Linked DNA regions of Homo sapiens: region 1 is linked to region 2. Evidence: chromatin contacts called from ENCODE Hi-C or POLR2A ChIA-PET data. All regions are on one chromosome and are shown on one strand. The core of a region is the stretch at or near the end of the contact, and the rest is flanking DNA. Distances in the headings are between cores, read along the strand shown. Region 1 holds the start of PTGES3 (prostaglandin E synthase 3). Region 2 holds the start of PRR13 (proline rich 13).

Region 1 (5,689 bases), core at 1,814-4,313, 3.2 Mb before region 2:
TCTTTTTTTTTTTTTTTTTTTTTTTTTGAGATGGAGTTTCGCTCTTGTCACCCAGGCTGGAGTGCAATGGCATGATCTCGGCTCACTGCAACCTCTGCCGCCCAGGTTCAAGCAATTCTGCCTCCGCCTCCCAAGTAGCTGGGATTACAGGCGCCTGCCACCACGCCCAGCTAATTTTTGTATTTTTAGTAGAGATGGGGTTTTGCCATGTTGGCCAGGCTGGTCTTGAGCTCCTGACCTCAGGTGATCCACCTGCCTTGGCCTCCCAAAGTGCTGGGATTACAGGCATGAGACACCGCGCCCGGCCCAATTTTTATTCCCTATACCCAGGAGACTTTTCTTTTTTTGAGACAGAGTTTTGCTCTTGTCGCCCAGGCTGTAGTGCAATGGCATGATCTCGGCTCACTGCAACCTCCACCTCCTGGGTTCAAGCAATTCTCCTGCCTCAGCCTCCCTGGTAGCTGGGATTCCAGGCATGCGCCACCACGCCCGGCTAATTTTGTGTTTTTTAGTAGAGATGGGGTTTCTCCATGTTGGTCAGGCTGGTCTCGAACTCCCAACCTCAGGTGATTCGCCCGCCTCGGCCTCCCAAAATGCTGGGATTACAGGCGTGAGCCACCGCGCCCGGCCTCCAGGAGACATTTTTACCATTTTGCACCCTTTCCCTTTGACTTCCTAATACAAAATTAACAACTTCTAAGTTGTTATCTTATTAGAAAGCCCCCTTATAAAATAGGATTGTTCTCACCTTCAATTAACAATTTTTTTAATTGCTCAAATCAGTCTATAAAGTTCTCTTTTGCAATTTGTGACTCTGGACATATATTTAAATTCAGTCGTTACAGGAGGATCAATTGGACCCAGAAGTCAAGACTGCAGTGACCTGTGATACCACTACTGCACTCCAGCCTGAGTTAAAGTGAGACCCTGTCTCAAAAACATAAAAAAAAAAAAAAATTTAGCCTGACATTCAGTGCCACCATTATTTGGTTGTGACCTATTTTTTCTTTTCTTTTTTTTTTTTTTTTTTTTTTTTTTACACAGAGTCTCACTGTCACCAAGCTGGAGTACAGTGGTACAATCTAGACTCGCTGCAACCTGCGTCTTCCGGGTTCAAGAGATTCTCCCACCTAAGACTCCTGAGTACCTGGGATTATAGGCACACCACGCCCAGCTAATTTTTGTATTTTTAGTAGAGATGGGGTTTTGCCATGTTGGCCAGTCTGGTCTTGAACTCCTGACCTCGTGATCCGCCCGCCTCGGCCTCCCAAAGTATTGGGATTACAGGCGTCAGCTACTGCTCCTGGCCAAATATTTTGTATTTTTAGTAGGGACGGGGGTTTCACCATGTTAGCCAAGCTGGTCTTGAACTCCTGATCTCCAGTAATCCACTGGCCTCGGCCTCCCAAAGTGTTGGGATTACAGGCGTGAACCAGTGCGCCAAGTTAACTTCCTTTTTTTTTTTTTTTTTTTTTTGAGACCCAGACTCACTCTGTCGCCCAGGCTGAAGTGCAGTGGCGCGATCTCGGCTCACTGCAACCTCCGCCTCCCGGGTTCAAGCGATTCTCCTGTCTCGCTCTCCCGAGTAGCTGGGACTAGAGGCGTGTGCCACCACACCCGGCTGATTTTTTTTTATTTTTAGTAGAGACGGGGTTTCACCATGTTAGCCAGGATGGGCTCAATCTCCTGACCTCGTGATCTGCCCGCCTCTGCCTCCCGAAGTGCTGGGATTACAGGCGTGAGCCACCGCGCCCGGCCCCTTCCCTTTTTTTTTTTTTTTTTGACACAGGGTCTCACTCTGTCGCCCAAGTTGGAGTGCTCACTGCAACCTCCGCCTCCCGGGTTCGGGGTTCGAGCTATCCTCCCGCCTCATACTAGCTAGTATTTGGCATTACAGGCAAGTGCCACCACGCCCTGCTAATTAGTATTTTTAGTAGAGATGGGGTTTCACCATGTTGGGTGGGCTGGTCCTGAACTCCTGACCTCAGGTGATCCGCCCACCGAACTTCCCAAAGTACTGGGATTATAGGCGTGAGCCACGGGCGCCCCGCCCAATTTCCCTTTTTAATGGCATTTGAGCTAGGGTCCAGGTTTCGTAGCTCCCACTACCTGTCCTGCACAACACAGACACTAAATACCTTAGTGCTTATTATGAAGCCCCGTTCTTCAGAAAGGTTTTATAGCACTTTCGTTAAACCTCCTTCCTGTTCAAAATGCAGCGCACTAGAGTATTTTTCCCCAATCCACCGTTAAGCGGCTTCTTCTTAAGCAGGACTGTTTTGGGTCTCTTGGTTGCTACCCCTACTACACCCTACTAATATGTTGCACAAAGCGACGGGGAACCCCTTCTCCCCCAAACGATGTGCGTGGAAACACACAATGTCCTACTCTCTCCATTCCCAGAAACCTAGACTCTCCCCTCAAATACCTTTCCTGGCTCATCTACAGCACTAAGGTCTCAAGGTAGGGGCAAAAGCCCGCCCCAATTGGCAAATGCTCCTCCTCCGCCAAGAACCTCGAATTTCCGCTGTCCCTGGACAGAGCCTCCAACCTTCAGAAAAATGGCGAGGTGGACCCAGGCCCTTGATTCTGAAGTGAGCCCTTTTCCACAGCACAGGCTTTTTACAGGTTTTTGTGGTGGAATGATGACTCAGTGAGCTGATTTACTCCCTCAAGAGTAACCAACGCGCCATTTCAGTTCTCCAGGATCCCGACTCCGTGTCCCTCCGCCTCAGCCTTGCCTCCCACTGTCAACGCAACCGTTTCTCAGAGAAATCGCCGAAGGCGCATGGCAGGGCAGTTGGGCCACTAACGGTTTTCTAACGCGAGAAGACAGAGCGGGAGGAGAGGCGGGAACGCGTAGGGACTAGCAGGGGGCGGAGTGGGGGTGGGGTGGCGGACGAAGGGCGGGGCCGGCGCCAGGAAGGATCGCGAAGGAGCTGGGAGGCCCCGCCCTTTCCGTAGATATCTCTAGAAAGCCGCGCCGGAGCCCAAAAACAAGGACTGCGCACGCGCGGCGGCAAGGCCCGGGCATTTTGCTGCGTCACCAGCCGCCGCCCGGCCTCACCACCCCTCGTTTGCACGCACGCACGTTCATTCTCCGTCCTCGCGCCCCTTTTCCTACACTTTCCTCTTCTCCCCGACCGGAGGAGCCGCTCTTTCCGCGCGGTGCATTCTGGGGCCCGAGGTCGAGCCCGCCGCTGCCGCCGTCGCCTGAGGGAAGCGAGAAGAGGCCGCGACCGGAGAGAAAAAGCGGAGTCGCCACCGGAGAGAAGTCGACTCCCTAGCAGCAGCCGCCGCCAGAGAGGCCCGCCCACCAGTTCGCCCGTCCCCCTGCCCCGTTCACAATGTGAGTGCGACACCCCGCCGAGGGAAGGTCGCCGAGTGAGGCCGAGGCCGCGTTGGGGGCTCCCTGGAAGCGGCCCCCTAGCCTTTCTCGCATCGGTGGTGGCAGTCGTTCCTGCCTGGGGGCGGGAGGTCCAGGATCCTTGTTCCGGTTACCGTTGGCGGGTGGAGGACATTTTTCCTCCAGATGTCTGCTTCCCCCACCCCTGAACCGTTCCTTGGCTTCCCCATGCCGGAAATCCTACTTTTACCCCTTTGGCTGTCTGGGTTACTCGCCTCTTTCGGTAACTTCACCCTAGGCCTTAAGCTCCCGGTAGCTGCTCGCCATGCGGCGCCCTGAAGCGTGAACCTTCGTGGGTCGCCTCTCGGCTGCTTGGGCGCTCCGGTTCTGTTGCTTTGTGGTCCCGGGGCCAGGCCCTGAGTCGAGTGCACCTGTGGTGGGTGCCGCCAGGTGCCTGGCGGAGCTCCTGGGAGAGCCCCACGCGGACCTCGCCGTGAGCTGCAGGTACTGCTAGGCAACTAGAAGGAAGCCATGCCCACGCCGCAACATACTTCCCTCTCCAGTGTCTGGGTTTCTTGAGTGTGGGTACTTCCAGTCCGCCTCCTAACTCCAGTCTCTTGAAAACACGGGAGGTTGCCAAAACTCAGCCGCTTCCCTGGCAGCGAGGAGGAGTTACCATTGAGCAGGTAGTTCCGCACGTGTCGACTTTGGAAAGATACGGACATTTTCTGTGTTTCATGTTCTACTTGAGGTGAGGTTTCACTATCTTGTTACAGTGTAGGATGAAATAGGTATGTAGTAGGCATTTAATTAACCTACAGTCGTCCCAAAGATCTTAAATTTGTGTGGAGGTGAATACAGATTCTATGGCAGTCTTCATTTTACGATGATAAAGGAAAGCCTTGGCGATTTTAACCGGTAAGAATTCTTGGCACTGCCGCGTACAGTGGGAACTGCCGGTTTTACAGGGTTTTTTTTTTTTTTTTTTTTTTTTTGACGGGAGGTTATTTTTCAAGGTACTAACTACGTCCTAAAAGGTATGGAGAACAATTAAGGTGGAACCTTTTTTTTCTTTTGTTTTAGACTCCATTCAGAAGAGAGAAGAGGGGAGTGACTTTATGTCTTTGGAAAAGTAATAAGGATTTGCTTGATTCAAGTCATGATACTGAGGCTGAGTATATTGGCTAGAAATCTAAAGGGATGCGTGAGGCTGAAGCGAGTTTATCACTGGGAACAAGCTTCTAGAGCACAGCATGTTAGAATTTTTGAAGGAGCCCCCTCCCCGAAAGTGATACGTAATCGGGGTTTTAAAAAATTTGAATTAGGCTGGGCGCGGTGGCTCACAACTGTGATCCCAGCACTCTGAGAGGCCGAGGCGGGCGGATCACCTGAGGTCGGGAGTTCGAGACCAGACTGACCAACATGGAGAAACCGCGTCGCTGCAAAAATACAAAAAAAATTAGCCGGGCGTGGTGGCACATGCCTGTAATCCCAGCTACTCGGGAGGCTGAGGTTAGGAGAATCGCTTGAATCTGGGAGGTGGAGGTTGCGGTGAGCCGAGATCATGCCATTGCACTCCAGCCTGGGCAACAAGAGTGAAAACCCGTCTCAAAATAAATAAATAAATTTGAATGTATATAAAATAGTTTTTGCTTTTCTATTTGAAAGCTCTCCTAAGTAATGTAGAAGGGACATCAGTCTTAACCTTTCATACTCTGAAAATCTGTAAGGGGAAATTTTTTGTCAGATGAGGCATTAAGCAGCTTTTAATAATAGAGCCAAACAACATATCTTTTCGCGAAAAGTATGTTTAAAATTGGCTTGAAGTAGAAGCATTTGATGGAGGCCACATGAGATATTTAAATAGGTAAGGAACGGCTATTACTAGGAAAGTAGATTTAAAAACTTGGGTGAAAAGTAAGTGTAAGGCCAGGCGCGGTGGCTCACGCCTGTAATCCCTATACTTGGGAGGCCGAGGCAGGCGGAACACGAGGTCAGGAGTTAGAGACCAGCCTGGCCAATATGGTGAAACCCCGTTTCTACTAAAAATACAAAAACTAGCTGGGTGTGGTGGTGCATGCCTGTAGTCCCAGCTACTCCGGAGGCTGAGGCAGGAGAATCGCTTGAACCCAGGAGGTGAAGGTTTCAGTGAGCAGAGATTGCGCCGTTGTACTCCAGCCTGGGCAATAGAGGGAGACTCCGTCTCAAAAAAAAAAAAAAAAAAAAAAAAGTAAGTGTAGCAGTAGAGAGACTATTCCAAAAAGTAGCCTCTCTAGTTAAAAAATAAAAATGCTACTTTCATGCCGGGCGGGGTGGCTCACTCCTGTAATCCCAGCACTTTGG
Region 2 (5,835 bases), core at 2,181-4,680:
TGGCTAGGCTGGTCTTGAACTCCTGACCTCGTGATCCGCCCGCCCCGGAATCCCAAAGTGCTGGGATTACAGGTGTGGACCACGGCGCACAGCCTTCTCTTCAGATTTCTATCAAAGACCCAGAATCAGGAATTAGAATCCACAAGGCAAATAAATACTGGGCAGTTAAATGTAAATGGAGGCCTCATCAAGATGCAGATTGGTTTAATCCTTCCAGAGTTGTCCTCAGAGTTGCTTTTATCCTTGCTATTTTTTGTTTGTTTGTTTGAGATGGAGTCTTATCTGTCACCGAGGCTGGAGTGCAGTGGTGAGATCTGGGCTCACTGCCATCTCTGCCTCCCGGGTTCAAGCAATTCTCCTGCCTCAGCCTCCTGAGTAGCTGGGATTACAGGCATGCGCCACCACACCCAGCTAATAATTCCCAAGTGCTAGGATTACAGGCATGAGCCATGGCACCTGGCCACCCTTACCAATTTTTAACACTCCTCTAAAACAAAGATACTTAGCCTTGGAGCTGAGTATAAAACCTCCTTAGGGCTGGGTGCAGTGGCTCACGCCTGTAATCCCAGCACTTTGGGAGGCCAAGGCGGGCGGATCACAAGGTCAGGAGATCGAGACCATCTTGGCTAACACGGTGAAACCCCATCTCTACTAAAAATACAAAGAATTAGCCGGGCGCGGTGGCGGGCGCCTGTAGTCCCAGCTACTCGGGAGGCTGAGGCAGGAGAATGGCGTGAACCTGGGAGGCGGAGCTTGCAGTGAGCCGAGATTGTGCCACTGCAATCTGGCCTGGGCTAAAGAGCGGGACTCCGTCTCAAAAAAAAAAAAAAAAAACCTCCTTAGTCCTAGGCTTTGTTAGAAGCCTAGTCACTGACTGCTCTTGTCCTCACTTTTTCTGCTGGATGATAGGGCAAAGGACCCATGTAATTAACACAACGCCCTAAGAACACTGATGAAAGAGAGAAGGAACTTCTGGAACTAGGGACAGATTAATTCTGTTAATTATTATAAGACCTTGCTTTGTCAAAGGAATGACTTTGGTATTTTGACAATGTCAGTGGGCGTGTCCAACTTGCTAGAATATGCACCTGGCGGGAGGGGAGCAAAAGTTCTGGGAGAGTAGGGCAGAAAAGATTTGGCTTTTGATTCTAAAATCCATTCTAAGGCTCACCCTAACTCCCCCCAGATAGGAGAAGCCTGATGTTTATTTTCAAGATAATCAGATTCTTCCCAGTAGCAATCTTTTATAAAAAGGAAGAATCATCTACCAGAGCGACACAATTGTCATCCCTCACGTCCACAGAATGTGAATCCCCCTCACCCAACCCCTGCCTACCTAGTCCCTCTGAGGGGGGACTCCTTCCCTAGCCAGTCTCCAGAGGGTACTGACCTTGCCATGCTTGTGGTACTTGTGGTGCTTTTGGTGCTTGTGCATCTTTTTATGAGCTTTCTTCATTTTCTTCTGCATCTTCTTGTCTACTATCACTGCTGGTCCAACCATGCCAGGAGCCAAGGGATTCACAGGAGGGATTCCAGGGGCAGGCGGTGGGTATGGAGGAGGGTAGGGACCCAACGGTTGGCATCCTGGATACCCTGGCTGTGGCACAGGATGAGGGGGCCCACCTGGGGGGAAAGCTGGATTGCCATGGGGAGCTCCTGGGGGAGGAGGACAGGGGCCTGGGGGAAAGGGTGGATTAATAGGTGGTGGGTGGGCAGGATTGGAACCTCCAGGGCACCCAATATTGGGGGGATATGGATTTGGCCCTGGCTGCCCTGGTGGAAGAAGCAGAGAATAAACATTAGAATTCCCCAGAGTCTCCAACAACAAACAACAAAAAGAAAGAGATTCTTTCTCACTCAATACTTAAAGGGAAACGGAAAGATGACAAAGAAGAATGGAGGGTAGGGGAGACAAACTTGAGTTGGGGAGAAAAGGGGGAATGTCCCTGGAAGGGCTAGGGAGAGGAGGGAGACAGTGAACTCTGAGGAAGACAAAAGCACTGGTCAGTCCAGGCGCGGTGGCTCACGCCTGTAATCCCAGCACTTTGGGAGGCCGAGGTGGACAGATCTCATGAGGCCATGAGTTTGAGACCAGCCTGGCCAAATTGTGAAACCCCCATCTCTACTAAAAATACAAAAAGTAGCCGGGCGTGATAGCATGCGTCTGTAATCTCAGCTACTCCAGAGGCTGAAACAGGAGAATCGCTTGAACCCAGGAGGCGGAGGTTGCAGTGAGCCTGGGCAACAGAGACTCCATCTCAAAAAATAAATAAATTAAATTAAATTAAAAAGCACTGGTCAGCTCTAGACTAAGGACTTTGCTTTTGCGGGTACAGCAGGTCGGGGGTAGGGGAGCTGATACAGAAACTTCCTGTTATAGAGCCCATCAGAAAAAGGGTTAGGGGTGGAACAGAACCCCCAAACACCTACCGGCATTGGGATTCCACATGTTTAGGTGTGTCCTCCAGCCTGAGGAGAAAGAAATGAGGCAAAAAAGATGACGGTCTAGAGGTAGGAAGTGGACTTAGCACCGGAGCCCAGCCCTAACGTCTTCCACCCCACAGTAGGCTCTCCTACCTGGAGAACTACCACAACTTCCACATAAGAAATGTCTCTTTTCTGGCTGGGCGCGGTGGCTCACGCCTGTAATCCCAGCACTTTGGGAGGCCGAGGCGGGTGGATCACGAGGTCAAGAGTTCGAGACCAGCCTGGCCAACATCGTGAAACCCCGTCTCTACTAAAAATCTAAAAATTAGCCGGGCGCGGTGGCGGGCACCTGTAATCCCAGTTATTCGGGAGGCTGAGTCAGGAAAATTGCTTGAACCCGGGAGGCAGAGGTTGCAGTGAGCCGAGACCGCGCCACTGCACTCTAGCCTGGGCGACGGAGCAAGACACCGTCTCAAAAAGAAAAGAAAAGAAAAGAAATGTCTCTTTCCACTTGTTTCTTCGCCCTCAATACCTACTTGGTTCCTAACACAGGAATCTAGTTCCCAGGGCCCCTCCACCCAGGTGGAAGCGTCTAACTCTTCGGAAGTAGGCAGTACCCGCGAGTCTCGGCCCCACCATCACTCATCTCCCTTTCCCTGGAACTGAGTACGGAGGCCTTTAACCACGCACAGAGTAAGAAAGGATCTCAAACAACTTTCTCTCTCCCTGGGGAGGACCCCACCTCAGGCTAAAAAAAGGATACGCCTCGAGGCGAAGTAAGAAGGAAGTTGCCCAAGAACCTCAAATACTTAAATATGTGGACACAGCCCCCTTCCTCCAAAAAAGAAAAAAGGCAAATGAAGATCCTAGCCCCAAGCTGCGAAGAGACTCTTGACCTAGCAAGGGGAAAAGGAAAAACCTATGGAATCCAGATACCCCATCACCTTTCCACCGCCGCCTGGGCTTGCTGCGTTCTCCTTCGCAGTCTCGGCTCTTCCTAGTCACCCAGACCCCGTGCTTCGGCACCCGCCTCTGCTACTGCCTAATTGGTAATTATGTGGCCGCTCGACTGATGATTAGACAACAAACTAATCAATCACTCTGGTCCGACTGAGGAGGAAACGGTTGCTCTAGGGGCGGAGCGGAGCCCTTTACGGCTAGGCCAGTACCGAGAAGCCGGAAATCTCCTGGGGGCGGGGCTAGGCGGAGAGCGCTGGAGGGGGCGGGGCCAGCTGCTGGGCAAAGTCCTAGAGACACCGAGAAGAAACTCTTCCCTTGCTCTCTTACCTCATGGTTCACTGGGTGCAATACCTTGTAAAATGAATACACTATGGTAAGTGTTGTAATACAGATATAGACAGAGTTCTCGGCAAGGGCAGAAGAGCTGCTGAGTCCCAGCCCCAAGCCTCAATGTTCCCGGCTCCGTCTTACACTCGCAAGGGAAGCAAACAAACATTCTTGCGGAAGATACAGAGATTTCATAATCTCTCCCAGGATTCCCTCTCTCAATTGCATAGCTCCGCCATCTGTCAAGTAGCCTAAACCAGAAACCAAGGAGGGCGTCCGTGATCCCTCTGCCTCCTTCACCTCCCTTACCCCAAATTATCAGTTTTGTCTCTCAAATATATCTGGAATCTCTCCACTTCTCTCTGTCTTCCCTGCTCCAAACCTCCCATCATCTGTCGCCTGGATTCATCTCTCCCCTGAATTGCTACAATGGCCTCCCTACAATGGCCTCCCTTTTTTTTTTTTTTTTTTTTTTTGAGACGGAGTCTCGCTCTGTCACGAGGCTGGAGTGCAGTGGTGCGACCTCGGCTCACTGCAACCTCCGCTTCCCGGGTTCAAGCGATAATCCTGCCTCAGCCTCCGAAGTAGCTGGGACTACAGACGCGGCTAATTTTTCTATTTTTTAGTAGAGATGGGATTTCACCATGTTGGCCAGGATGGTCTCGCTCTCTTGACTTCGTGATCTGCCCGCCTCGGCCTCCCAAAGTGCTGGGATTATAGGCGTGAGCCACCGTACCCAGCCTTTAAAAAAAAAAAAAAAATACAAGTGGCCGGGCGCAGTGGCTCACGCCTGTAATCCCAGCACTTTGGGAGGCCGAGGCAGGCGGATCACAAGGTCAGGAGTTCGAGACCAGCCTGGCCAATATGGTAAAACCCCGTTTCTACTAAAAATACAAAAATTAGCCGGGCGTGGTGACATGTGCCTGTAATCCCAGCCACTTGAGAGGCTGAGGCAGGAGAATCGCTTGAACCCGGGAGGTTGCAGTGAACCGAGATCACGCCATAGCACTCCAGCCTGGGCAACAGAGCGAGACTCCATCTCAAAAAAAAAAAGAAAGAAAGAAAGAAAGAAAGTGAGCTAGGCATGGTGGCACATACCTGTAATCCCAGCTAGTGGGAAGGCTGAGGCATGAGAATCGCTTGAACCTGGGAGGGAGAGGGTGCAGTGAGCCAAGATCATGCCACTGCACTCCAGACTAAGCAACAGAGCAGGACTCTGTTTCAAAAAAAAAAAAAAAAAAAAGTGGGATACAAAAAAATTTAAGACAATAAATTTTATGCCAAATATGTCATATTAAACTAAAGCATTTGAAATATTTTAAACTTTTTTTCTTTTAATTTTTATTTTTAGTGCTGGGGTACATGTGCATGATGTGCAGGTTTGTTACATAGTTAAATGTGTGCCATGCTGGTTTGCTGCACAAATTTTGCTGCACCAATAAACCCATCAGCTAGGTATTAAGCCCAGCATGCATTAGCTATTTTTCCTAATATTCTCACTCCCCTGACCCTACCCCCCAACAGGCCCCAGTGTGTGTTGTTCCCCTCCTTGTGTCCATGTGTTCTTACTGTGTAGCTCCCACTTGAGTGAGAACATGTTCCTGCATGAGTTTGCTGAGGTTAATGGCTTCCAGCTTCATCCATGTCCCTATAAAGGACATGATCTCATTCCTTTTTATGGCTACATAGTATTCCATGGTATATATGTACCACAGTTTTTCAGTCTATTGTTGATGGGCATTTGGATTAATTCCATGTCTTTGCTATTGTGAATAGTGCTACAGTGAACATACACATGCATGTATGTTTGTAATAGAATGATTTATATTCCTTTGGGTATACACCCAGTAATGAGATTGCTGGGTCAAATGGTATTTCTGGTTCTAGATCTTTGAGGAATCGCCACATCGTCTTCCACAATGGTTGAACTAATTTACACTCCCACCAACAGTGTAAAAATGTTCCTATTTCTCCACAACCTTGCCAGCATCTGGATTTTGGTTTTGGGTTTTTTTTTTTTTTTGAGACTGAGTCTTGCTCTGTCGCCCAGGCTGAAGTGCAGTGGCAGGATCTCAGCTCACTGCAACCTCTGCCTCCCGGGTTCAAGCGATTCTCCTGCCT

The links. Hi-C counts contacts between places; a loop is a spot of excess contacts on that map. ChIA-PET counts read pairs that join two places held with the same protein, here RNA polymerase II (POLR2A). Pooled maps may share reads with other maps.
Region 1: a pooled map shows a loop between it and region 2 (6-fold over the local background). The contact joins the promoter of PTGES3 here to the promoter of PRR13 in region 2. A Hi-C loop is called at or near these places in 5 of 50 pooled maps. POLR2A ChIA-PET finds 5 or more read pairs at or near these places in 2 of 52 experiments (Panc1 and activated CD4-positive, alpha-beta T cell).

What each region holds. Positions count from the first base shown.
Region 1 is chr12:56,685,658-56,691,346 of GRCh38, reverse strand. It overlaps PTGES3 (prostaglandin E synthase 3), which reads left to right and starts at 3,063. Exons shown (of 8, transcript NM_006601.7): 1 at 3,063-3,349. The coding sequence starts at 3,348. RefSeq lists enhancers at 1,075-1,600, 2,127-2,176, 2,653-3,178, 3,677-3,796, 3,907-3,956 and silencers at 2,827-3,016, 5,403-5,462.
Region 2 is chr12:53,439,329-53,445,163 of GRCh38, reverse strand. PRR13 (proline rich 13) reads right to left here and starts at 3,430. Exons shown (of 4, transcript NM_018457.4): 1 at 3,372-3,430; 2 at 2,431-2,469; 3 at 1,391-1,773. The coding sequence starts at 2,449. RefSeq lists a silencer at 3,433-3,582 and enhancers at 3,873-3,962, 3,693-4,458.